Linked DNA regions of Homo sapiens: region 2 is linked to region 1. Evidence: chromatin contacts called from ENCODE Hi-C or POLR2A ChIA-PET data. All regions are on one chromosome and are shown on one strand. Each heading gives the region's core, a stretch centred on a gene start or an enhancer-like site at or near the end of the contact. The rest is flanking DNA. Distances are from core to core; before and after follow the strand shown. Region 1 overlaps MYO1E (myosin IE). Region 2 overlaps MYO1E (myosin IE).

Evidence for each region. A loop is a pair of places that touch in the nucleus more often than their neighbours do. ChIA-PET counts read pairs that join two places held with the same protein, here RNA polymerase II (POLR2A). Pooled maps may share reads with other maps.
Region 2: a pooled map shows a loop between it and region 1 (2.1-fold over the local background). The contact joins two enhancer-like sites. A Hi-C loop is called at or near these places in 2 of 50 pooled maps. POLR2A ChIA-PET finds 5 or more read pairs at or near these places in 6 of 52 experiments (H1, HEK293T, MCF 10A and 3 more).

The regions. Positions count from the first base shown.
Region 1 is chr15:59,171,597-59,176,999 of GRCh38, reverse strand. MYO1E (myosin IE) reads left to right here. Exons shown (of 28, transcript NM_004998.4): 20 at 2,760-2,874; 21 at 3,085-3,254; 22 at 4,958-5,103. Among named protein-coding and RNA genes, the nearest start is that of MIR2116, 3.0 kb to the right of the region's middle. Within about 2 kb of position 2,004, at least 17 of the 41 ENCODE cell types and tissues checked have a DNase peak (open chromatin) inside an H3K27ac peak, as active enhancers do.
Region 2 is chr15:59,334,248-59,339,778 of GRCh38, reverse strand. All of the region lies in intron 1 of MYO1E (myosin IE), which reads left to right. Among named protein-coding and RNA genes, the nearest start is that of MYO1E, 36 kb to the left of the region's middle. RefSeq lists an enhancer at 4,132-4,201. Within about 2 kb of position 4,183, at least 3 of the 41 ENCODE cell types and tissues checked have a DNase peak (open chromatin) inside an H3K27ac peak, as active enhancers do.

The DNA.
Region 1 (5,403 bases), core at 755-3,254:
TTTCTGCTTCAGTTGCGTTGGAGGGGGTTATATTCAAAATCAAGATTTATTTTTGGCTGTCCTTTTCCTTGCCTTACATTCAATTGTGTTATTACCATTATTTGACTCTCCTTTCCCCCATCTTTGACACATGCACTCACACACGCACACCATCACCTCCGCTCTCTCCCCTGCCCCAAACGCATACATCCCCATCTAGCCCTGACATGCAAATACTTTCACAAAAGTTGACTCTTAAAATCTGGCTGGGCACAGTGGCTCATGCCTCTAATCTCAATACTTTGGGAGGCTGAGTTGGGAAGATGACTTGAGGCCAGGAGTTCAAGACTGGGCAAGTCAGTTAGACCTCTTCTCTACAAAAAAATTTAAAATTAGCTGGGTGTGGTGGTACACGCCTGCTGTCCTAGCTACTCAGGAGGCTGAGGTTGGAGGATCACTTGAGCCCAGGAGTTCAAGGTTACAGTGAGCTATGATTGTACCACTGCAGTCCAGCCTGGGCAACAGATCAAGAAAGACCCTTTCTCTAAAAAAAAGAAAAAAAAAAAAAAAAGGAAAAAGAAAACCTACCATGTGGTTTCACCTTAATAGTAAATGTTCTGAATATACAAAATTACCTATTTGCTTTAAGAACCCACATCATAACCGCGCGCAGTGGCTCACGCCTGTAATCCCAGCACTTTGGGGGGCTGAGGCCGGCAGATCACGAGGTCAGGAGATCAAGACCATCCTGGCTAACACGGCGAAACCCCATCTCTACTAAAAATACAAAAAAAATTAGCCGGGCATGGTGGCGGGCGCCTGTAGTCCCAGCTACTCAGGTGGCTGAGGCAGGAGAATGGCGTGAACCCAGGAGGCAGAGCTTGCAGTGGGCCGAGATCGCGCCACTGCACTCCAGCCTGGGTGACAGAGCAAGACTCTGCCTCGGAAAACAACAACAACAACAACAAAACCCACATCAGACACCATAGGGTTTGTTTTTGTTTTGTTAAATGTATCCATGTCTTTTGGCTTTTCTCATTTAAGGTTGTTTTGTGTGTTTTCCTGTTGTTGTTTTTTGGTTTGGTTTGGTTTTTATTCTCTCCTTATCTGTGTTATCAAGGTTTTTTCTTGAACCTCCCTAATTTCTAACCCCCTGGGCTTTTAAAAAGAAATCTAAAATCCAGCGAATCTTTGAGATAGTCTCTAGGAAGTTGGGAATCGTTTGCCTGTTCATCCTTTCTCTGAGTCACAAGTGTATTTTCTGTGATACGCCCAAAATAGTTCTGGGAAAGAAGAAGGAAACAAGACTTACTCAGAAACCCAATACACAAGATAAGAAATATCAATGGATATTCTTACAACAGGCAACTGCAGGGCTCAGATTTTAAACATTCTGTCCAGTTGCTAATCTGTGCATTCCACTTGGGGTTTAGAAATCTGTCCTTATGCCTATTGTTTACAGCACTGAAGCCAGGGGAATTACGTGGTCCCTCCCCTGGTGTTTGGAGTTTGAGTTGTTGTTTCTGCACAGATGGATCTGTGAGGAGAGAAGTTGAGTGGCAGGAGAGGATAGGTCTGTCTCCCAAGCATGCACCCGGATAAACAGAGACAACAAATCAAGCCCAGCTGCCTTCAAACCACATTGGCTTGTTTACTTCTGGAACATTTTTGCAATGACTGTTCATCATCTTTACTTTGGATTTTTATTGGTTGATTTTATTTTTTTCCTAGAGAGTCATGTAAGCCACTCTCAAGGTAAATGAGAAGGTTTCCTACTATTTTACAAGTGGATCAAGTGCAGATTTACAGAGAAAGCTTTGCGTGTCTAAATGAGGAGGAGCCTGGCAGAGCCTGAAAGACCTAGGTTCACTTTCTAGCCCCACCCAGTCTTAGTTCCAATGTTCTCATCTGTAAAATAGAGATGACAGAGTATGCGGCTCATGTAGCTGTGGAGGCGTTGAATGAAACTGTGTGGAAATCATCTAGGGTGACTTCTGCCCCATAGTGGGCACTCGGCTCACTACAGCTGTTTGCTGTCACCTTTATCATTCCAAGGCCTGGTTGAGGCGCAGCTGTCAGCATTCATTGGTAAAATGGCCGGACTCTCAAGACCTGCTAGAGGCTGATGTGGTCCCTAAACAGCCCCAGCCTTTCTGGGCAAATGCAAGTCCTCATTAACACACCTCACGTCCAGCTCCAGTCACTGTGGTTATTATCCTCTGCTCCGCTGGTCCTTGGTGAATCCTGAGATTGGTGAATCCTGAGACAGGAAGTCTATATTTTCTTGGAACTGAAAGTAGGGCAGCCCTCCTTCCACAGCAGCACAAGCCCAGCTCCTGCAGAAACTGGAAAATTCTGTTTAGAGGCTGCATGCAGAAGTGCCGCGCCAAACAACAGCAACAGCCTCCACCCACTCACTTGATCTGACTTCCTAATAATACACTCTTTGGATCAAGGTGGGGAATAAGTGGAGAAGCATTGAATCGCTCATTCGATTCTCACAGAGACTGTAGCAAGGCAGGACAAGGTCTAACTGAATACACTCAGATTCTCCTATTTCCCATTGTTTTCCATTAAAAGAAAAAAAGGTATAGGTCATTTTATAGTGAGAATAAACAACATGCCACAGTAAGCGTTTCACATATTCGTTCATGAATCAGAGAAGCTGCTTCCCGTGTGTGTCATTGTCTAAACTGAGGGTCCCTGGAATAACAAGAAAAGTGTTGTTCAGGGATTGGGGCTTGGGGCTTGGCTCACATTTGTCTTCTCTCCATTCACAGCTATTTCTTTTAGAAGAGATGAGAGAGAGAAAGTATGATGGGTATGCTCGAGTGATACAGAAATCATGGAGGAAATTCGTGGCCCGGAAGAAATACGTTCAAATGAGAGAAGAAGGTATTTTAGCAATTTTGTTTCATTGATTTTAATAAATCTGAAGAGTAAATTGGAGCTTAAGTGAAGTTTTAAGTTCCATTTTATTTTGCATATAATGTCACGCTAAAAATATTGCATCATTTAGAGTTTCTTTGTATATTTCCACAGTATTTTCCTCCCTTTTCTGACTGACTTATCCTTCTTCCATCTTGACCCTCTTGGGAATTGTAGCCTCAGACCTCTTATTGAACAAGAAGGAGAGAAGGAGAAACAGTATTAACAGGAACTTTATAGGGGATTATATTGGGATGGAAGAGCACCCAGAACTCCAGCAGTTCGTGGGCAAGAGGGAGAAGATTGATTTCGCAGACACAGTCACCAAGTATGACAGGAGGTTCAAGGTACGTGCTAACTGCCTGCCTCTGAGATCACCAAACAGATTCCTTATTTTTTTAATAACTTGTTATTTTGCTTTTGTTGTTACCAAATCAGAATGTGTTCGTTGTAGAAAAATTTAGAGAAAATACAGTAAACCAAAAGATAAACAGGCACCTATGCCCAGAAACATTCACTGTTAACATTCTGTGTATATCCATATCTTTCAGAATGTTTTTATGAAAACATACATTTGCGTATTTAGTTTTACAAAAAATGAGATATACATTACATGCTGTTTTATGTCCTGAAGTGGTTTTTTGTTTGTCTTTTAAATAATGCGAGAATTTTCGATAGTAATACAGTTAGCAATATAAGTTATTTTACATGGCTGCATAGTATTCCATTTGACAGATGCTTTATTATTTTTAACCAGTTTCTCATGAATCAATTTTTAGTGAGTTTTTCTTTTTTACTATCGTAACTTCAGTGAGCATCTTTTCACACATCTTTGTGTATCTATCTGTCTCCTAATATTTTTAGAAGAAATTGATAGGAGTGAAATCGTTGAATCAAAGGATTCAGAGTATCAAGTAATATTGCAGAGTATCCTCATCCATTTTCCCAGAGTGGCTGATAAGTAAGGCTTTTCCAGCCACAGGAGGAACAGTTGATTTTTCACCTCCTCCTTTAGATACCTTTTGATAAAGTCTTGGTCCTAATAGAAAAATCTGAAGCTTCAGAAGCTCATGGACCCGTTAAGAGCTTTTGGCTTTTTGCCAGGGGCGGGGAGGTCAAGAAAAAAATTTAACGAAATAAACAACGGAAGCATGTTTTGCTAAAACCAAACCATTCCTTGCAACCTGTGCATGGCACCAGCTGCTGTGACGGCAGCCCTGGATGCACACAGGGGTGCTTAGCTCTCGCAGCGGTACTCATTATAAAGTGGTTACCCACAAATTCCCAAGTAGATTTCTATTAGATTATTGAGAATTATCATTCAAATGACAATATATCAGTATTTTAGAATGAAAATTTTATGAACTCCCAAGAAAATATATGCAGACACTGCCCCCTGTTTAGAAACATGCTGTAGTGCATCCTTGCTAAGTTCACCACAGGTGTTGGTGACTTTCCCTTTACACCTGCTGTCCTGATATGTGAAGTGACTCCATATGAGTTTGCCAGTTTTTAAGTCAAAAAGAGTCAAATGTCATCATTTTTTACATGTCATCCTAATAATCATGAACAATGCCCTCTTTCACTGTCATGGGGCCCGGTCATGTGATGAATGGAATGGCCTCTCAACAGTAGTGAAGATTGACTGTCCAAGGCAGCTTCCCCCTGTCCTGGTAACAGCAGTCCACTGTGTGAATTGTTGTCATCACATTGACCATGTCTGTCCACCTTTTTTTGAGACGGAGTCTTGCTCTGTCACCCAGGCTGGAGTGCAATGGCGCAATCTCGGCTCACTGCAACCTCCACCTCCCAGGTTAAAGCGATTCTCCTGCCTCAGCCTCCCAAGTAGCTGGGATTGCAGGCGCCCACCACCACACCCAGCTAATTTTTGTATTTTCAGTAGAGACGGGGTTTCACCATGTTGGTCAGGCTGGTCTCGAACTCCTGACCTCAGGTGATTCACCCGCCTCGGCCTCCGAAAGTACTGGGATTACAGGTGTGAGCCACCATGCCTGGCCTGTCCAGCTTCTTAAAGCTCCTCTCCTTACAGGGTGTAAAGCGAGACCTGCTCCTTACCCCAAAGTGCTTGTACTTAATCGGACGAGAAAAAGTCAAACAGGGCCCAGACAAGGGCCTGGTGAAAGAAGTCCTGAAGCGGAAAATCGAGATAGAACGGATCTTGTCTGTGTCCCTCAGGTGAGTAGTGGAGGTGCAGAGGCAGGACTGCCCCTTCTCGCCTCAGCATCACGGTCCGCTGTTCCAAACAGCCAGGAGGAAGGCCGGGCTGGGCTTCCCAGCTGTCAAAATCATGATCAAGAGAATGGAATTTCCCTTTGTCCCAAAGGGAAGACTCCCTAGTCTCAGCAAGTCTTGATATGTCAGGAAGAAGGTACCAAGAAAAGGTTGCCTCCGGACAGCTCCTCTAATCAAGGGGGACCCAGATCTCTTGTAACCGAAACGTGTTAGAAATGAACCCGGTATATGGAACACCTCAGA
Region 2 (5,531 bases), core at 2,934-5,433, 160 kb before region 1:
TGGGCTCAAGCAGTCTTCAGGCCTTGGCCGCAAAACTGCTGGGATTACAGGCTGGAGCCACCATACATGGACTGAATTTTTAAAATTCTTAGTAGGGAGACCTTTTAATTGGAAGTTGACTATAGGAACGAGAAGGAAACTGGGTGACTGAACAACCCTATTAGGAGAGAAACACAGATGAATCAACATGAAGAATGTCTGGGATGGGAGCCTAACATGCCCAGAGCTGCCCTTTTGTGTCTCTTGGGAGGGGCTGTGTTCTGGATGAAGGCAGTCAATAGGAGGCTGGACTACTGTGAATATCGGGGTAGTGAAGTTGAGAAATACCAATTCTACAGTATGGAGTCAGTTAGGTCAAAGGTTTTGTACGTCAAATAACCAAGCTATCTTACATTTCTGTCTCCATTTGGAAACCAGAAGGTCAGTCAAATATTTGGTTAGAAAACCAGGAACAGGAAAACATCTCTTGTTACACATAAAATCTGTATCCAAGCACTGTGTATCATTCCACACCATCCATTAGAACCAGTGGAGAGGAAGGCTCTGAAAGGTTTCTGTCTATTGAGGTTTGATAAAATGGAAGAGTTTAGTACCCATTATTACTACTTCAAGTTGAATAAAATGTGTCATTGACATTTTCTTTTTTTGAGACAGAGTCTTGCTCTGCCACCCAGGCTGGAGTGCAGTGGCACAATCTTGGCTCACTGCAACCTCTGTATCCCAGGTTCAAGCAATTCTCATGCCTCAGCCTCCCCAGTAGCAGGGATTACAGGCATGTGCCACCACGCCTGGCTAATTTTTGTATTTTTAATAGAGATGAGGTCTCGCCATGTTGGCCAGGCTGGTTTTGAACTCCTGGCCTCAGGTGATCCACCTGCCTCGGCCTCCAAAAATGCTGGGATTACAGGCATGAGCCACAGCGCCCAGCCTGATGTTTTATTTATAGGGTGCACTCTTCATTGTTTAAATGTCTATTTTTAGATGTTGATAGACCTTTGTAGGTAGTTTCACCCCTGTCTTTGGTTCTCTTGCACTGTTTGCCCCATATCATTCTAAATTTTTACCCAAATGGGTTTTCAAGGACCTTGCTCCTCCTGCCTGTGGGAAGTGGTTACAGGTTAGCAATAGTTGAAACTCCCCTACTGTTTTTCCCAGCTTAGCAGGGTGGTTGGAGACCAGCCCCAATACTCCTGAGAGCCCATAGAGACAGTCCTGGCTCAGCACTGAGGACATCTTGCAGGCAGGGTTGGCTGAGTGTTTTATGGAGCGAGCTTAAGAGGAGATGTTCTAAAACCAGAGAGGAAACATTTTTCTCTGTTCTCTGCAATTCAGCAGGTGATATCCCTTCATGGATTTATAATAAACACAGTCCTCTCATTGACCAAGGTTGAAAAACTCAGAAAGTTTGCTCAGCACAGATCTGGGAGTCAGGAACGTACTATGTGCTGTGGAAGACATTTCAACTCCTCTTTCAAGCAAAAAAAAAAAAAAAAAGTCAATACTGATCTAGTTTATATAGCTATTATAAAAAATTATATTAATGAAAATAGAAATTCATTTGTAAGTAGAGACAGCTACCAAATTCCTAAGCAATCTATTCATTTTTGTTTTTTTTTTTAGACTTGAACACTTTTTCTTGCCTTGCCTCACAATGCAGTTGTCAATATAGGGCCACTTTAGTTACACCTATTACCTGACTCTGCAAAGACCACAGAGCTTATTTCCTTTAGAAGGATTTTGTTTGATTAATTTACACTCTTCGCTGACATTTCTCAGTTGAGTAGGAGGAAAAAAAGGAGTTTAATTTAACCATATTAGCCACATCATGGACAGGGAAATGTATGGAGGATGTTTAAGTGATTTGCCTTATTGAGTAAAGATATATCTAAGCTTAGATTTTACTTTGTCCTATAAGAACTCTGTGAGCGAGATTTTTTTTTCTTTTTTGAGATGGAGTCTTGCTCTGTTGCCTAGGCTGGAGTGCAGTGGCACGATCCCAGCTCACTGCAACCTCCACCTCCTGGGTTCAAGCGATTCTCCTGCCTCAGCCTCCCGAGTAGCTGGGATTACAGGAGCAAACCACCACGCCCGGCTAATTTTTTATACTTTTAGTAGAGACGGGGTTTCTCCATGTTGGTCAGGCTGGTTTCGAACTCTTGACCTCAAGTGATTTGTCTGCCTTGGCTGCCCAAAGTGCTGGGATTACAGGCGTGAGCCACTGTGCCCAGCCGAGCGAAATATTTTTGACTATAGTAGTCTGAATGTTCTTTTAAGTTTCATAATGTAGGCTAAAGCTCTATTTTCTGCCAAATGCGAAATTGTAGAACAGAATAAAACCATGTGCTTTATATTATACGAATTATATCTGATGAATGTTCATGTTTAGAAAAATCACAATCAAGCTCAGCAGTTGTAGATATGGATAACACAACTCCATTCCTGAGCAGAGCAGGTTTCATCATAATTGCCTGCCTTATGTTTTGTTTTCATACCTGTAGTAAACTTAGGAAACTTAAAAATTATTCAATAGAAATTTAGAGTGTGGAGCCCTGGTTTGAATCCTGGCTCTTGTCATCTTAATCAGTTCCCTCCATTTTTACATCTGTAAAACGGAAATATTCATAATAATAAAACACCTCCATAAGAATCAAATGAAATAAAGTAGAAGTGCTTTGTAAAAGATAAACAATTCAATAACTGTACAATTCAGTAACTGCAAGGAGGTATTATATAAGCATAGATTTTTTTTTTTAAAACTAGGAGTTGTCAACCCAAATGTCCATCAATGATAGACAGGATAAAGAAAACGTGGCACATATATACTGTGGAATACTATGCAGCCATAAAAAAGGATGAGTTCATGTCCTTTGCAGGGACATGGATGAAGCTGGAAACCGTCATTCTCAGCAAACCAGCCTAGGAGCAGAAAACCAAACACCGCATGTTCTCACTGACAAGTGGGAGCTGAACAATGAGAACACGTGGACCAGGGAGGGGAACATCACACACTGGGGCCTGTCAGGGGGTGGGGGGCTAGGGGAGGGGTAGGAGAATTATCTGATGTAGATGATGGGTTGATGGATGCAGCAAACCATCATGGCACGTGTATACCTATGTAACAAACCCGCACGTTCTGCAAATGTATCCCAGAACTTAAAGTATAATTAAAAAACAAAACAAAACAAAAAAAGACCAGGGGTGTACTATGTGAATTACTGGAGGTATCAGAGAATTCTCAGATGATCCAACACATGTCCAAAATTCAAGTACTATTAAAAACACATAATTTTAAAAATAAAAGTTACTTATGAAAGCCTGACTGCTAGTTTTAAAGGGACATAAATAAACCTTATTTACCTTATTTATGTATGTCCCTTTGAATCTAGGGTTTTTTCTTTTCTTTTTTTTGAGACAGCGTTTCACTCCCATCACCGAGACTGGAGTGCAGTGGCATGATCTCGGCTCACTGCAACCTCCATCTCCTGGGCTCAAGCAATTCTCCTGCCTCAGCCTCTGAGTAGCTGGGACTACAGGGCCACGCCATCGCACCCAGCTAATTTTTGTATTTTTTTTAGACATGGCGTTTTGGCATGTTGTCCAGGCTGGTCTCAAACTCCTAGCCTCAAGTGATCTGCCCGCTTCAGCCTCCCAAAATGTTGGGATTACAGGCCTGAGCTACTGCACTCGGCCTAGTTTTTTTTTAATTCCAGAAAAAGTTTCAAGATTTTTTTTTTTTTTTGCTTTTGTGTTAATATTTTGGGTGTAGTGGGAGAGGGGGTAGCACACTTGAGTTGCTGCAGGACTTGTTTTTTTGTGTGACCAGAGAGAGCCCACAGCACACAGCCGGGTTCTCATTGGAAAGGCATCAGAACAAGTGTGTGCAGACAGCACCGCTTATAGTCCGTGACACTCATTCCTCCGCATGAATCAGGGCCACACATGGCTTCAGATGATACAGGTTCTTTCCTGACATCTCAAGGGGAGTCATTTGAATGCGTCCGTGTCTCTCCCACTACCTCTCAAAATGCCGGACTAAGTTAATTGGTAAATAAATGCTCAGGCTGCTTAGCAGTGGCCTATCTCTGAGGCATGAGGTCTAATATAGTTTAAATGTAAGTCCATCGTGGCCTCCAAGTAGCTAGGAAAACAGGTGGGGGACTTCAAAGAGATCTGAGAGCAAGCCTGGCCGGGTCTCTTGTACTTTTCCAGCCCTGGCTTATGTGTGGGACAATGGTGAAAAGCAGCCCTTGAGGTAGAACCAAGTGGGTTTTTTTTTTATTCATATTCGGCACAGATTTATTGATGCAGAAAACATGCTCTCCTGATGTGGCCACAGAATCATCACTTGCTTCTTTCAAAATCCGTAAAATCTTGCATTCTGTGGTATTTGGCAGATTACATCTCATACTGTAGCAGCCTGCGCTTGCCAGCTGAAGTGTCTGAAAGTAGCTTGGAGTCGTTTTCACACTCTTTGATGCTAGTCCACCTTTTACTACATACCAAGGATAGTACATATATCCACCAAGTGGTGCCAAATCTTGTTCTTTATTCTTCTTAAATTTGAACGTCAAAATTGCACTTTAATAATAAAAATATAAAGCCATGAGCTATGCAAATAATGAATAAAGATTATTCTGAGTAGGCTTAGATGCCACAAGAATGCCCTTGTTTTTCTCTTTCACGGTTTGACCCAGTGTGGTGTGAATGTTCTCTTTGAGACAATCTTTGTGTTAAATCTTTACACTAATAAATGTGTTAGAACTTCTTCAGGGATATTCTTAGCGAGGAGGAGTTGGTGGATGTGTTTTTTGCAAATAGGCTTCCTTTGTCTGCTTGGCAATTCTCTATGAGGTTTCTGAAAGTGTGACCTGTACGTGAGACATCTAAGTGGATGGAGCAAAATGAGGGAGACATATATGCCAGTCTGATAAGTAAATCATTCTTGTAGTCAGTGTGGAAGAGTTGGCAAATTTCTCTCTGATTTCCTTCTGTTTTTGACCCTGCCAGGCTGAACCCAAAGACCCAGCATTGTGACTGGAAGGGCCTGCGAAAGAAAGCCCTTGCCAAGTGATCTCTGTATAATCGTCTTTCAGAGACTTAATAAGCTTTGGAGAATATTTGGATGAAGTTGGCAGTTTTATTGATACCATCTGATTCTACTTTGGTCCTGTAGCAGTTTCTGCCACTTTGTCACCAGTGGGGGGAATATGCTGTTACCATAATGGAAAAGGAGGACATTTGGTAGCATTTTTCTGTGTTTATGTCAGGAGTCGTCTAAAATGGTCATTTTTTTTTTTTTTTAAGAAAAACAACATATGCGTACAAAGTAGGTGTATATATTTATGGGGTACATGCAATATTTTGATACAGTCCTACAATGCATAATAATCACATCAGGATAAATGGGGTATCCATCACCTTAAGCCTTTATAATTTCTTTGTGTTACAAACATTCCAATTATACTTTTAGTTATTTTTACTTATTTATTTATTTTGAGACAGGGTCTCATTTGGTTACCCAGGCTGGAGTG